Linked DNA regions of Homo sapiens: region 2 is linked to region 1. The links are chromatin loops, found by intact Hi-C in ENCODE. Cell type or tissue: mammary epithelial cell. All regions are shown on one strand. Links, peaks and the distances in the headings refer to the core of each region. The heading gives the core; the rest is flanking DNA.

Region 1 (8,351 bases), core at 253-8,252:
CAACCAAAAAATGTCCAGGACCAGACAGATTCACAGCCGATTCTACCAGAGGTACAAGGAGGAACTGGTACCATTCCTTCTGAAACTATTGCAATCAACAGAAAAAGAGGGAATCCTCCCTCACTCATTTTATGAGGCCAGCATCATCCTGATACCAAAGCCTGGCAGAGACACACACACAAAAAAAAGAGAATTTTAGACCAATATCCCTGATGAACATTGATGCAAAAATCCTCAAAAAAATACTGGCAAACCAAATCCAGCAGCACATCAAAAAGCTTATCCAACATGATCAAGTGGGCTTCATCCCTGGGATGCAAGGCTGGTTCAACATACACAAATCAATAAATGTAATCCAGCATATAAACAGAACCAAAGACAAAAACCACATGATTATCTCAATAGATGCAGAAAAGGCCTTTGACAAAATTCAACAGCCCTTCATGCTAAAAACTCTCAATAAATTAGGTATTGATGGGACGTATCTCAAAATAATAAAAGCTATTTATGATAAACCCACAGCCAATATCATACTGAATGGGCAAAAACTGGAAGCATTCCCTTTGAAAACGGGCACGAGACAGAGATGTCCTCTCTCACCACTCTTATTCAACATAGTATTAGAAGTTCTGGCTAGGGCAATCAGGCAGGAGATAGAAAAAAAGGGTATTCAATTAGGAAAAGAGGAAGTCAAATTGTCCCTGTTTGCAGATAACATGATTGTATATTTAGAAAACCCCATCGTCTCAGCCCAAAATCTCCTTAACCTGATAAGCAACTTCAGCAAAGTCTCAGGATACAAAATCAACGCACAAAAATCACAAGCATTCTTAGACACCAATAACAGACAAACAAAGAGCCAAATCATGAGTGAACTCCCATTCACAATTGCTTCAAAGAGAATAAAATACCTAGGAATCCAACTTACAAGGGATGTGAAGGGCCTCTTCAAGGAGAACTACAAACCACTGCTCAACAAAATAAAAGAGGACACAAACAAATGGAAGAACATTCCATGCTCATGGATGGGAAGAATCAATATCATGAAAATTGCCATACTGCCAAAGGTAATTTCTAGATGCAATGCCATCCCCATCAAGCTACCAATGACTTTCTTCACAGAATTGGAAAAAACTACTTTAAATTTCATATGGAACCAAAAAAGAGTCCGCATTGCCAAGTCAATCCTAAGCCAAAAGAACAAAGCTGGAGGCATCATGCTACCTGACTTCAAACTATACTACAAGCCTACAGTAACCAAAATGCCATGGTACTGGTACCAAAACAGACATATAAACCAATGGAACAGAACAGAGGCCTCAGAAATAATACCACACATCTACAACTATCTGATCCTTGAGAAACCTGAAAAAACAAGAAATGGGGAAAGGATTCCCTATTTAATAAATGGTGCTGGGAAAACTGGCTACCCATATGTAGAAAGCTGAAACTGGATCCCTTCCTTACACCTTATACAAAAATTAATTCAAGATGGATTAAAGACTTAAATGTTAGACCTAAAACCATAAAAACCCTGGAAGAAAACCTAGGCAATACCATTCAGGACATAGGCATGTGCAAGGACTTCATGTCTAAAACACCAAAAGCAATGGTAACAAAAGCCAAAATTGACAAATGGGATCTAATTAAACTAAAGAGCTTCTGCACAGCAAAAGAAACTACCATCGGAGTGAACAGGCAACCTACAGAATGGGAAAAAATTTTTGCAATCTACCCATCTGACAAAGGGCTAATATCCAGCATCTACAAAGAACTCAAACAAATTTACAAGAAAAAAATCAAACAACCCCATCAAAAAGTGGGCAAAGCAGATGAACAGACACTTCTCAAAAGAAGACATTTAAGCAGCCAACAGACACATGAAAAAATGCTCATCATCACTGGCCATCAGAGAAATGCAAATCAAAACCACAATGAGATACCATCTCACACCAGTTAGAATGGCAATCATTAAAAAGTCAGGAAACAACAGGTGCTGGAGAGGATGTGGAAAAATAGGAACACTTTTATACTGCTGGTGGGACTGTAAACTAGTTCAACCATTGTGGAAGACAGTGTGGCGATTCCTTAAGGATCTAGAACTAGAAATACCATTTGACCCAGCCATCCCATTACTGGGTATATATACCCAAAGGATTATAAATCATGCTGCTATAAAGACACATGCACACGTATGTTTGTTGTGGCATTATTCACAATAGCAAAGACTTGGAACCAACCCAAATGTCCAACAATGATAGACTGGATTAAGAAAATGTGGCACATATACACCATGGAATACTATGCAGACATAAAAAATGATGAGTTCATGTCCTTTGTAGGGACATGGATGAAGCTGGAAACCATCATTCTCAGCAAACTATCGCAAGGACAAAAAACCAAACACCACATGTTCTCACTCATAGGTGGGAATTGAACAATGATAACACTTGGACACAGGAAGGGGAACATCACACACCGGGGTCTGTCATGGGGTGGGGGGAGGGGGGAGGGATAGCATTAGGAGATATACCTAATGTAAAGGACGAGTTAATGGGTGCAGCACACCAACATGGCACATGTATACATATGTAACAAACCTGCACATTGTGCACATGTACCCTAGAACTTAAAGTATAATAAAAAATAAAATAAAAATAAGCTTCTCCACCACACAGAAATATTCCAAGCCTGTGATAAACCCTCTCACCCTAAAACCAATAAATACTCTTAGTCTGTAGGAGAGAGCACTCTTGACTGAAATCGGCCAGAAGCCCCTCTCAGGTTTATTCTCCAAAATAAAACAGTCTTTTACTCTTGAGCTGCTTTTCATGTTTCTTTCCTCTTCCTTTAACTCTTACAATAATAACTAAATTCACGCTGTGTTTTTTAAATCACAACTAATGGATTTAAACAACAAAAATACTCTAGGATTCCAACTACTGAAGTTCTAACCAACTCAGAAAGGAAGACTTGATAAAGCTTCAAGTCAGTTGCAGCGTGAAGAAAAGATTTCTCACACCTATTTGGAAACCATTCTTCTCTGTATTGATCCTAGGATGCTAACATTCTGTGTTCCAGTTTATTCAATACCCCACACTGTGCCTTATTTAAATTTTACCTCCCTGTGTCTGTCTACCAATGCTCAAAATTTCACACTCATTTTTTTTTACTCTGGCTATTGCTATTCCTAATCGGCTACTTCAGAAATTTAGGAAAAGATGAAACAGTACAAAAGTATACTTAAAATCACTGAAACCGTCAGCCTCGATCTTTGTCACAAATCATACCATCCACTTCTGGTTTTGATTTAAAGTGTTAATAGTTATTCTAATAGAGAAAGACCTTGTGGCTAACTATAAAATTCCATTTCTACTCAGACAGCACCACCTGCAGAGTCATTATGTGATGTTGCAATTCGGAAAACCAAGCAAGCATAGGATTTACTTTGGAGAGTAGGAGACAGAAACAAGAGGTCAGATTCTCACTGGTTATGATATTCTCCTGCCCTACTTTTACACACTGTACTGTAGTTTTCTGTAAGTATATTTTCCACAAAATCGCAATGTCTAGGGCTTCAACAATTCAACTCTATTCACAAACCTTGAAATCTAAAGGCTTAGCTTTAAAATGTCAACTAGAATATAAAGGTATTAAAATATTTTACTACTTATCCTCTTAACGCTGCATGACTTTTTTAAAAAAGTTAACAGAATTATTTACACACTTGGAGAGATGTCAAAACCCAAGCAATACAGAAAGTATATAACTATATAATAGACTGAATTTTAAAAATGTTACTTTTCTAATTTTTGCAATTTCACTCAGTAGCTCCATTTAGCCTCCGTAAGTGGTTAAATATTTTGCATGAAGGAAGTATTTATTAGTTGTTCTCTATAGTACATTAAAAATAGTTCCCTACACCTTTAACTGTTAATTAGCTCAAATATTTGGTTCAGAAACCACAGCCCTGTTTAGTGTGACCTCACTGGTATGGCATCTGGGCAATTATCTTTGAGATAATGAGCCTTTTCATCCATAACAGAACAACAACCTCTCACTTGGATTGCAAAAGATCAGAGCCAATCTGCTGCGCACCAGGGTGCCTGCCATCCCCTTTGTATCATACCTTATTTTCAAACTAACCTTTCACATTCTGAATTAATTAAAGTGTTTTCAGATTAAAAATTAATGAATTCACTTTAGCATCATTTGAGGAAATAATAGGCACAAAATACCATCCAAGCCATGTTTTGGATTCTAATACCACAGCCTAAATGAGAAGATAACTACATCACTTACAGAATTTTCTGACACATGTCATAGTCTAGCCAGATCCTGGTTTGGATTACTTAGAAAAATAAAGCCACAGAAAACATTTAGTGATACAATGTGGTAAATGTTCACTTGGCATTCTGATGTATTCTAATTTCATTCGAAAATGAATTTGGAGGTCACCAAGTTTTCTATCAGATTGTGATGATAAAGTTTCTAACGTTTACCATTAATTCCTACTGCATTCATTTTCTGCCTAGCTACCTCACCAGCTGTTCAAGACTACATTTGTCTCAACTTTTCACACCATGCTAAATGAAAATGGAAGTCAGACCACCAGGACGGCTAGAGAGTAGAAAGGAAAACTTTATTGGTGATACTGGTTTGCAAGCCAGGAAGAGAAAGTATCCAGCATGGACTTCTCTTCAAAGAGAGGAAGAACAGGTTGGGTTTTATGCCTCACAGTGCCAGTATCACACATATTCAGCCGGTTTGGGTGGAAAACTATACATATTTATGAGGGGAGCCAAGTGGATGTGGATTGGGTAAACACGTACGTAACATACATCCCATGCTCACTTTGGGGTGGGGTTTTAGCATTCAAATGAGGTAGAATTTGGCTCTTTATGTCAAAAGATGAACTACAGGACACAAAGATGATTAGTGCTTAACCTCTATAAGCTGGCTGAAACTGCCCTAAGGTCTGTAGTACCTTCTCAGAAAAGAATGTTTGCAATGTTGGCCCTCTGTCCAGCCACAGTAGTAGTGGTCTAGGTTGTAATTCAGCCTGATGACTCCTGTTGTTAGGAGTTTCACAAGTGTGTGGTTTTTCTTATAGTAGGTATTTAGAAATTTGCTGTGGTAACCAGGCCCTGAGCCCTCAACCAAAGGGTAACTTTGTTTTATTAACCTTAGGGCCTATCTTAGCTGTAAAAGGGCATCTACTTTGGTGTCCCAGATCACATTTCCTGCCGCAAAGCATTGTAGGGGACTTAAAAAAAAAAAAAAGTCTTTTCTCACTCATCACTGGGTTCATGGCTGAAACTCCCATATCAAAAGACAGATAAAATTATACTAATTTGTTTAATGTAGGTTTTACCTGACAGAAGAGCCTTCATAAGGAAAGAACGACCCAAAAAACAGGGAAATCTGTGTGTTTTTATGCTAAGTTGGATGAAGAGTGGACAGTTGTGCAGACATACCATTGTTCAAAGGGAATATAATCTAATGGTAATAAACTGGGAGGTCTGGGGGACATTAGCAAGGCTGTTTAGATTTTTGTTGGTGTCTCTGTGTCTTTGAAAATAAGGATATTCCTTTCCTCTTGGTATAAGGAGAGTACCTCTAGAATGAAGGTTTTATGACTTACCTTTTTAAAAAAAAAAAAAAAAAAAAAAACGGAGTCTCTTTCTGTCACGCAGGCTGGAGTGCAGTGGCGCTATCTCGGCTCACTGCAAGCTCTGCCTCCAGGGTTTCTGCCATTCTCCTGCCACAACCTCCAGAGTAGGTGGGACTACAGGCGCCTGCCACCACGCCAGGCTAATTTTTTTTGTATTTTTAGTAGAGACGGTGTTCCACCGTGTTAAGCCAGGATGGTCGTGATCTCCTGACCTCGTGATCCGCCCGCCTCGGCCTCCCAAAGTGCTGGGATTACAGGCATGAGCCACTGCGCCCGGCCTTATGACTTACATTTTTAGAAGTTTAGAGAATTATTTTACGGTCTGCTTCAGGGGAGAAGAGTGAGAGGAAGCTGAGAGTGGCCTTCCCGCTTCTGCTGTTTTCTCACATGCCAAGGTGCCATATTTTGGGGTAGCATGTCCTGAACCCCATAAGAGTCAAGCATTCTTTTCAGGGATTTGCTGGAACCTTCCTTTTTTATAAGGCTGTCTTCATCAGGAGAATTGATATAGACAGATTTCACCTGGGAATATTAAAACTCCTTCATATCAGCTTGAAATGATACAACAATCAGTCCTATTCTCTTCCCCTTTTGTGCTTGCCTTGACTTAATAAGAAGTGAGAGATGTCAAGAAAAGAGATGCTAACCACTCTGCCATCATTCCCTTTGTCTTAGTCAAGTTTCCTTTGGTTGTGAGAAACAGAAATCCACTCAAATTAGTTCAATCACAAAGAAGAAACTTTTTATAAGAGGACTTAGTGTAATCAAGCCTTATGAAGAACTAGATTAAAAGCCTGAAAAAGAATCAGAAACCAAAGCATAACTCTCACTATATATATACATATATATATACACACACATATATATATACATATGTATATACACACACACACACATCACACACACACATATATATACATATATATATGTGTATATATATATATATATATATATATGTGTGTGTGTATATATATATATCTTCACCACCTTCCCCTACCACCCTACTTCTCTTTTTTTTAACGGGCTAATTGTTTTTCTAAAAGTGAATCTGACAGGACCACTTTGGTCTGCTGTGCACTACTGATCCTAGTTGCTTTTGCCAATGAAAGTAATGTCAATCTTAAATAATGAGATTTAGAAAGTATGATTAAGTATAGAGTCTGTTCAAGCACAAAGCTTGAGGATAGCCATCTGGGAAACATGGACTTCAAACAAATGGGGTCAGTGTTTCAAAGCTCAGAAGTTACGTTTCCATTTATGTGGGTAGAGGAAGAGAAGTATTGTAAGATTACATTTTCCAAACAAAACCAGTGCATCCTTTACAGTGATTAGATTGGTTACAAATTGCTAAATTCCAAGGAAGCTTAGTTTATTACCCTGTGAGGAGGGGTAGAGGTCTTGGTTGGGGAGGTCTTATCTCTGGCACCTCTTGATCTTCCTAATTATTTACAGGGCAGAAGTCGCAGTCGCTTGCCACATGACTCAGGCCACATAGCCACATTCCTCTCAAGGCTCAGAATAATTTAAAGTTCCTGCAGCTTTAAATTTGAATTATTTAATTTCACAGTAACAACATAATATCAAGATGGGTGTTGGGGCCTATACCAATGGCCAGGAAGGTGGAGATTAGTTCTCTGAAAATGAGTTTTCTTTGTCTAGGTCATCAAAACAAGCTGTTCACCTGCATATACACATCACTCTGCCTAGGACTAAATTCCAGCAAAATGTGGCATTCAACCTTAGCAGATTTAGCATTAAGTCATGAAAGTTCAGGTGTATCAGAAACCAAACCAGTGGCAAATGACCAACTAATACCTTTTTATTCTACTTTTAAATGTTTTCCCTTCACCCATACTAGAAAAATGTCTAGTACTGATTTTGCCATTGATGAGCCTTAAATTTCAAGGAAGGTAACTGGGAATGCCAAGAATAGTGTTCTCCTTCCACGTTGTAATAGACATGTTGCTATTAGTCTTCAAGATGCAAGAGGGGAATTAGAAATCAAATTCTGCTGGAATAACAATAATACATCTTAAAATCACGCTTAGAAATCTGGCTGATTAAGTCACGTAAAACTCTCATACAACTTATTTGCCCTTTTGAGAAAACTTGTTGCTGTCATCAGCTAATCTAATAAAAAGGTTTTTGCTCACATTAGATGTTATTTATATGCTTATTTTACATGTGGCAGTAAAGTTCCACGTGTGATATAAAATAACTAGAAAATGTTAATAGTTGATTAACAATTAAATTTAAAAAGAGAGCCATCAAAGATAGATTTCATTTTAATGCAGTAAATGTAGAGACTTCACTCAGTTTCATTACTTCTTTTCTAACAATAAATTCTTGCTCTTGGCTATTATTTTTAAAGACAATTGAGTTGAACCTTGTAAGAATTACAACTTTGTATTTTAAGGGACTTTTCCTTTGAGGAGGTCAAAGCAAAGGAATTAAATGCTTTACTCACTTGTATGTAGCTAGGCAATAAAAGAAAGATACTCACTGAAGTACCAGGAAATTCAAGATCTGTGGCTGAAAGCTGTGCATGAGTGATGCAGGGAATGGGACTACATCTGTTTTATAGATAATACCAGAGTTTTTTTACAGGTTGCTTTCAGTTTTGCAGAGCACAATAGAATCTATACAATATTAAGTAAAATGAACATTGATTCTGTGA
Region 2 (8,351 bases), core at 11-8,010, 340 kb before region 1:
TATGTTCACAGACACACACCACATATATATTATTTTTTTCAATTAACCCAACCAGTGGGACTAGAAGCAGTAAACTCAAGTGACAATAAGCACATCTAGCTTATAATATTTTGGTTTCTAAGACCACTCTCCACTAACAAGAACCAGGACTCCTTAAAGAAATGGCTGACGCAGAGACTGGTGCAAGAAAAATACAAATAAACATAGAACATATTGATGGGCTGGAAAATGATATTTTATCCTCACAGAATGAAGGGAAATGTCAAAAAATGACACAGAAACCAGTCTGAAGTGGCTTTACTAGCCAGATTTGCAGCAATTTTAGCAGCAAAATAAAAAATGATATTGTCAGTGTTTTATGTAAGTATAGAGTAATGGAGTTCAAAAACCACCACTTGGCAAAAATCATAGTAACAGCAATTTCAGTCAAGGATCCTCAGTGGATGCCACAACTAGTGGGTAAAAGTTTGATTAGGAAAGTGAAACTTACATACTTTCAAAGTGTCTTCTGATAAAATGATTCATTTTATCAAAGTAATGATTCATTACAAAAGAAAAATAGTAACTTTACCTTGAGGTATCACTTTAATCAAGAAATCAGAGTTAAAAATCACCAGTAATAAAATGAGAATATTGATATTATAACAACCTATAAGATAATATAGGATAAAGTATAATAAGAACGTAGCATCTCTTAGTTATATTCCTGCCAGATGCATAGAGATAGGTAAGTAGGAAGGAAGGGAGGGAGGGAAGGAGAAAATACAATAAAACATGTATGGTTAAATGTCATCAGTCGTGGAATCTGGGTTATAGGTATTCATCCTTCATACTATCCTTGCAAGTTTTCTGTAAGTTTAAAATTGTTTCAAAATAAAAAGTGAAAATGAAAATGTATAGATGAAAATTCTCCTTTAGAAAGTGACAAAATTGTTTCTATGTGATGGAAAACCAGCGAGTGACAGCTGCTTGGTAGCACCATGTTGGTGAGCACAATAGCACCTTGGTCATCATTTTCATGCATTTCTAGAGTAAGTTGTTAAGTTTACTTGAGCTTTACTACAAATGGGACCTTGAGTGAAATTATGGCCAAATAGAGAAAATTAGTAAAATGCTTACTGTCAGCAGGCCTGCTGGGAGTGGCATCTGTGCCTGTACATTAATTCTTTTACTCACTGCTGTAATATACCCTGCCTTGATGTTGATTACAAATGTGATTGCTTTGGAGAACATTATTTTGCATTTAGGTTCTCCTCAGAAATCAGGAGTTCAAGTACCTGGGAAAGTATAGATAGATATAATCTTTATATATTCCTGCCACTATTTCAAAAATACAACTAAACAAACTCTTCACCCACCCTATCATTTCCCTCATGCTTTGTCAATAGAAAGGCTGAGTTGCTGTACAAGCCTTCCCTTTCTACATGCTAAAAATCAGTAATAAAAATATATGAATGGGTTTATAATATGTATAAATATTTACCATGTAAGCATTATATGATAACAAATATATAGAAAATTATTCTGAGACAGACTTTCACCATACATCAACTCATATTAAAAATTACTACAACATTGATTACAATAATCAAGATTAAGACATCCTCTAAAGGTCCAAAATACATTCCTGGTAAAATTATTATTGTACATCTATATATTAGAATAATAGGTAGTTACTAAAATCATGTTTTAGAAGATAAATCAGAGATATTTAAAAAGATTTTCTGTATATTACAGGAAAGAAAACCAAAAGCAAATTAGGTAAACATGGTCAGTACAGGCCCATACATATATGAACTCACATATACAACCCTGCAAGTTGTTTTCTTTGAGTGATGGAATTATGGGTCACTCCTATTTTCTCATTTATAATTTTTGCATTTTCTGAATTTTCTGTTGTGAATTTGTCTTGCTGTTAAAATCAAAGGAATATCATTTTGCAAATGAAACATATAAATTTGAATGTGTTTCCTTTCTGTTAACCCAGGTATCATTATATTTCTTAGAAGCTTTTTACAGGCTGAAGGGAAATTGAGGTTGTATTTACTCCCAGAGGTAAAATCAACTCATTTTAGTTTCTATATTTGTATCAGGTTGACTTGAATGCCAAAAGAGATTAATGGATGGTTCTTTATCTATGGTTTTCCAGAACTGCCTCATTTTAGAAGCAAAGAGCAGTGTGAAGCATCCTTCCATTTTCTGCCCCTGCTCCATCAAAAACAGGTGGCTTTCTTAAAAATGTTCTGATTATGCCTTTCTTCACAAATATTCTCTATCAAAAACATTTGACTGACAATTAACTGCTTCTGATCATTTACCAATTTCTGTATGACCTTAGATTCAAAATAAATATCTTTGATTAAAATGACTCCAGTCCAGAAATCTCTTATTTAAATACCTGAATCAATGGGGAACACAGTGGTGTGTAGGATTTCAGATTATTATTTCACCATCCAAAAATCTGTCTTATATATGGAACAACACATCTAAATATTTAAAACATATTTGTTACTTGAAGTTTTATGATAATTAAATAAATTGAAATTTGGACAAGAATAAGAGAAGAAAATGAAATTGCACTGACCCCATTATATAAATTATAATCATGGTGTCATGAACCTTTCATTTATCTAACAAGAACTTATTAAATAGCTATTTTGTGCATAGTATTATAGTTCTCCACAAGGGAGAACAATGAAATATTTGAGGAGAACGATTTTTTTTATTTTTGCTGGTTAAATTTAGGGTGAAAGCCAAAATAGTGAAATAATTGCTTATAAATCAAAACAAAATAAGTCTTTCTTTACAAGGAAAGATAAACATTAAGTAGCACAAGATTATATTTAATTTAGCATACGCAATGCTAATCATTGTTTAGGGGTAAGCCTCATTCCTCCAGAGCCAAAAAGACCTGTAGATTATTTACTAAGTTAATCACGATGGTAACTGATAAAATGAGAAGAAAAACTATTATTTGTACTTGTTACATTGTTAGTGGTTTATGCACTCGCTCCAAATGTAATCACAGTTCCATAGCCTCCTAAATCCTAGAAGCAAGCTGTGGTCTACAATTCAAATAGATGAAGTTAATGAGTTGTGTCTTGAACCAATGAATAGAAAAAGAAAGAATTATTAGCATGTCACCATGATTGACCTGTTACTATTAGTGGAGAGGCTGAATTAACTCTAGGGTGACCTTGGCGATGTATCTACTTCCTTCCTAGAACATAATATAATGATTACCATGTCATTACCGTAATGCTGCTTTGTCATTATACAGAGACTATGGGGCATTTTTCAGTCATCAATAGAAGATGGGGTTAAAATGGGAGGGAAAAGATTCTCCTCAGAAATTTTCAAGGATAATTTTTTCCCATCAAGGAAAGCAAGTAGTTTGTAAGAAATCTGTTAATAATGCAAGAGGTTGCATAGCTCCATCTAGTGGTCAGGAACTAATTTACTGCATGAATCACCTAGTTAAGCACCTCTGTTTTTAAGACACACAGGATTTCAGCAATCATAGTTATCATCGTGTTCCTAGCTAGTACAATACAAGATAAACTTGTCATGTTAAGTAACGGTTAAATATTAGGCAAGTATGTGTCCATTTGGTAAATATTAAAATAATAGAAACATTCATTTCCAGAACTAAATTCATTTAGGAGTTATTTTGTTGACTTTATTTTAGACCTGACTTTTTGTTGCATAATTATTTCTATTAATACCATAAATTCAAATGGCATTTGGTAAAAATTTTGATAACAGAATCACATACACAGTTCTTCTTGATATTTCAGATATTAGTATTACCTCAGTCTTAAAAGTGGAATAAAATTTCAAAGGATGCTTATAACAAATTCTGGGTCTTGATCAAATTGGAATATTCATGATTATAATCCTTCTGTCAATTTTTTTCCTAAAAATAAGAATTTTGGGACCAAAATAAAATAGACCGAACATATTGGCAAGCATGATCCACTCATCCCCATCCTCATCACATATTCAAAAATTCAAGGATTCCAATTTTTAAGTTACTCATGTATCAATATTCTATAATGAAGATATTCTTTGAAAACTTGTTAATAGTCAGAAAATATTTTTAAGACATGCTATTGTTTTACTAAAAGAAAAAATATGAGTGAGTACAGAAAGTTACCGTAAGTTTTTATTTAGGCAGTAATGTGAGCTAAAGCATCTAGAGACCAGAAAGTAATCAGCCAAGAAGCACTGCATGTCCTTCAAGGGGTTATCAGGTATGGTGTCACTGATACAGTATCATGCAGTGTAGAAAGCAGAAGTAGTGTGCAACATACTAACCAGCTGCGAGGCTTCAACTGCTCAGAGATGCTACATCTGGCCTCTTAAGCAGTTTCACAGGCATCATCAATAAACCATAATCAGCATGTAATGGTTTGACAAGATCACCAACAAGAAGGACCTGGAAGCCAGCCAGTCCATCAGCACTGACAGGAGTTCACTGCGATTTAGTCCTCCTGAGCTGGACATGTTTAGAAAATGGATGACAATGAGAAGTACAAAGAGCAACTGTCAGGCAGACAGAAGTAAAGACCAACAGGAAAGGAAGTAAATGTGCCCTAATGCTTAATTGAACCCCTTAAACAAGGCTGAAGCACCCAGCCAGATTGTAGGTATGCAAAAATTCAATCAATAATTGTTTCTAGCCCATGCAAAGCAGATATACATTTCAATACGCAAAAGAGTCTTATGATGCACACTTCAAATCATAATCATTTGCCAAATCTAAGAATACAACAAAAAAATGACAGCTAAAATATTCATGGGTTAGTCTATTTAGAATTCAAGGAAAGAAAGTAACCCCTAACATTCACTAGTGGTAATCGTTATTAATTTTGATTCTATGCATCTTCCAAGAATATTCCCATGAGTTTTAATCAACTATGGTTTGAGACTTTTGAATCTCTTGTTAGCAAGAAACAAATGTGAATTTATGACTATCAAAAGAGACTATACCCATTATACTAAGAAGTGGAATTCCAAAGGTCAAAAGTAGAAAACATCTGGATTCTTTCAACTGCACTGTTGCTATGGGTAGTTCCATCCCTGGGTGAAACCAGGGCTCATCTCATGATTTCTAGTCTCTCTTCCACAGTAAAAATTCCTTTGATCATTTTCAGTCACAAGAAGGTCATAATGCTCTAATCAAAATATCCATATCTGTCAATCATAATCATAACAGAACTTTCCTCTTTCTTTAGCTTAGACCTGGGAATCACAGGGGAAGGGGAAGAGTTGTACTAAGAGAGGCACATGGCTGGCTTGACTCTCAAGGCTTAAGTGGGAACTCACTGGGGAATAAAGTTTGGAAAAGTGCTCCCTCCTCTCCCCTGCCCCAAGTGACACTGATGTAATCTCACAATACCTTTCTTCTACCTTATCTTCAGAATTATCCTTCAACCTCCTTGCCATTAGCTGAAACCTGGGCCTCTCCAGTGACAAGCCATCCTTTAATACCCTTGTCTACATTCTACTCTCAACTGCTTCCTCCAGATCACTGCTACCTCCTCCTTTTATTTAAAACTGTTTCATAATTCTCTACCACTCATTGTGGCTTTCAAATTGGTTATCTTCCAAAATTTAATTAGAATGTTGGCACATGGTTCAGATGTCCATGTAAATTACATATATAATGTCTGTTTCCCACAGTTCTTGATTTCCTTCTAATTGGCATTCACTTAATTTCTCCTCTGTACATCTATAGTTGCCATGCCAAGTTTGTCATCATTTAGAATTACTCCGCCTCTGAAATCTTACCCTATATTATCTTTCTCTCTTACTACAATGCCTATTATCCCAGTTCTTCTAGTCTCCATCTCCTACAATGTCTTGCTATTCAAGGGCCCTTAAACTTGCCTTTTTTTTCTCATTACCTACAAATTCCTGCTGTCCTCACTTTCTTTCCGCTTAGGCTAATCTTTTGCCAACACCCTTAATCCACTTGCATTTATGTCACACTCGACAAGTAAATCCCTCACCCAGAACAAATCTGCCTTTTCTGCTCCTGTAACGGAACTGTTTAAAATTGCCAAAGAAGCAGGAGGAAACTGAGAAGAAGAATGAGGAGAAAGAGATGAAGGAGATGAAGAGGGAAGTGAGGAGAAGTAGGAGGAAGAGGAGGAGGAGATGGAAGAGAGAAGGGAGAGGAGGCAGAAGGGAGGGGAAGGGAAAGAAAAAAGATGAGGAGAAGAGGAAAGAAAAAGAAAAGAAAAATCTTTCAAATTCAAAATTCGTACACATACATTTTCTCCATCATTCATCATCCTTCCTTAGTGTTCCCTCTTCCATTTTCTACAAAACTCTCTCAAATCTCTGCTATTATCCTCAAGCACCCCAATCGCCCACTCACTCAGTCACTCCCAACCAATGACCACGTCTACCATGACACAGAGAGGTTAAAAAATTCTGGTGAAATTGTGCAAAACTTAGTAATATCCATCCATAAAAAATTAGTTTTAGCCATACCCGTCCTTATATGCTTATATCCTTATATGCTTACCTCCTGTTTTATTTAATATTATAAATATACCAAAACTGTATTACTTAATTTCTATATCAGAGAACATTACAAGGAATACTTTATTTAAGTATGATAACTTACTTGAGAGAGGTGTCATTCATTTAACAAATTACTTAAGGTTGCACAGCTAAAAATCAAAGACAAATTGTAACAATTCTGGAAACTATTCCTTCAATTGCTGCAATATGATACCAGGAACATATCTCCACCCCAGTTCTCAATTCAATCTGCATCTGCCTCTTGAGGATGGAAACACCACCCTTGGTCCCCTCTTTCTTCTGTGTATGTGACTGCTTTGATCTTTTCCTCTTGGCAAAGAAACATGATCAGATTTTTCTCATTTTAAAGAAAGTCCTTAATCCCACCCGCTGTTCAATTTACTTCTTTATATCTTTCCTTTCTTTCAACCCTACTTCAGAGTCTCATTCTCTCCACTTCCATACTTACCATTAACTCATTACCACTGGTATTTATTGATGAATTCACCACAATTGTCCATACCTCATTCAATCTTTGTCTCATATGACTTCCTTTATTATCTGAGTTCCCCCTTCTCAAAACTCTCCTCCTTTTGTTTCTAAGACAATCTCCAGTTCATACCCTCATTGTTGTTGTTGTTATGGTCTGTGCTTCTCATTTTTCCTCTTGGACTCTCCTTCCTCTGTCCAAATCTTAAATATTAAAGTTGGAATCCCCACAATGCGAATCATAGCCCCCCATCTCCCTACTTTCTTTTTTATTCATGCTACTCAGTCTTCACAGGCTATATCATTAAATCCACTAAGGTGAACTAGTACCTGTATCCAGGTGACTCATAAACTTATATTCCAGCTCAGATTTTTCATCTGGTTCTAACCCATATATCTAATTCCCCATTAGACTTTTATACTTAGATATGTAAGTTACTCAAATGTGGCACATGCTAAAACATCATCTTGCCTCCCAGTATCTACCTTTTCACTTGTGTTCTATCACCTGGAGATCTTCTTGGAGGAAATAGAGAAATGGAACCAGAGATATGTTGGCAGGCAAATGAAAGCCAAAACTGTAAATGAGTATCATCATCACAAAGGCAAAAGTTTAAACTATGAAAAAGAAAAAGTGGATAGAGAGAAGGGAAACTTGAATACCTCATTAAAAAAATATCATCATGTTCTTATTGAGGCCAATATCTTTCTGGGTGAGATGGGGCAAGAAGCTTTGCAGTCAGTATAAACACTTAGAAGAGGCTCTATTCTTCAATAAAGTTACTGAATCATAAAATCAGTATTCCTTAAGAACCCTGTTTGATCTGATGAGTTCAGTGAATGTCTTTTGTGTTTATAGAAATATTCAAGAGTTTATCGTCGTTGTTTTTCTTCCTTGCTATGGTAAATTTTATATTTCTGCCCTTGCCCTTTCATAGCCTTCTGGATGCTCCATTCTGCTTATTTTCTAAATCATTCTGTGCCCACCTAACAGATTCTGTTCTTCTTTCCTTGTCCTTAATGGGTTAAAATCTAACATGCACAAACTACCTAATCTTCTAGGTTACAATATTCTGACAAAAATGGGAGAACTTGTTAATGCACAGGCAGAGGAAGCAAAGCGTAGCTAACACCATGAGGGTCACCAGAGAGCATATCAGACATAGAAAAAGCAACCAACATTTCCATTACTTTTCACATACTCGACTAGATCCTCATTTCTATGTTAGCTGCTATTTACTTGACAGCCCTTAAGAGCTCTTTGGGAGCCAGTGTGACTTCTCAAATAAATATGTATTTCAGTTTGTGTGCTTATCTATCTTGAGAAC

The links. Peaks named below come from ENCODE experiments on the same cell type or tissue, not always from the same donor. Only the 100,000 strongest peaks of a DNase experiment are listed, where the experiment ranks them.
Region 2: a loop joins it to region 1, with 12 times the contacts of the local background. A loop is called at or near these places in 2 of 110 quality-filtered maps.

The regions. Positions count from the first base shown.
Region 1 is chr4:159,603,716-159,612,066 of GRCh38, reverse strand. The region is part of intron 1 of LOC107986324 (a long non-coding RNA gene); the gene reads right to left. Among named protein-coding and RNA genes, the nearest start is that of LINC02233, 170 kb to the left of the region's middle. RefSeq lists an enhancer at 3,803-4,445. In mammary epithelial cell, for the core only: a CTCF peak has its summit at 3,404; DNase peaks (open chromatin) are centred at 3,416 and 5,036; H3K27ac peaks cover 658 bases.
Region 2 is chr4:159,942,280-159,950,630 of GRCh38, reverse strand. The region is part of intron 2 of LOC107986324 (a long non-coding RNA gene); the gene reads right to left. Among named protein-coding and RNA genes, the nearest start is that of LINC02233, 170 kb to the right of the region's middle. RefSeq lists an enhancer at 1-5. In mammary epithelial cell, for the core only: a CTCF peak has its summit at 3,443 (motif pointing left); a DNase peak (open chromatin) is centred at 3,440.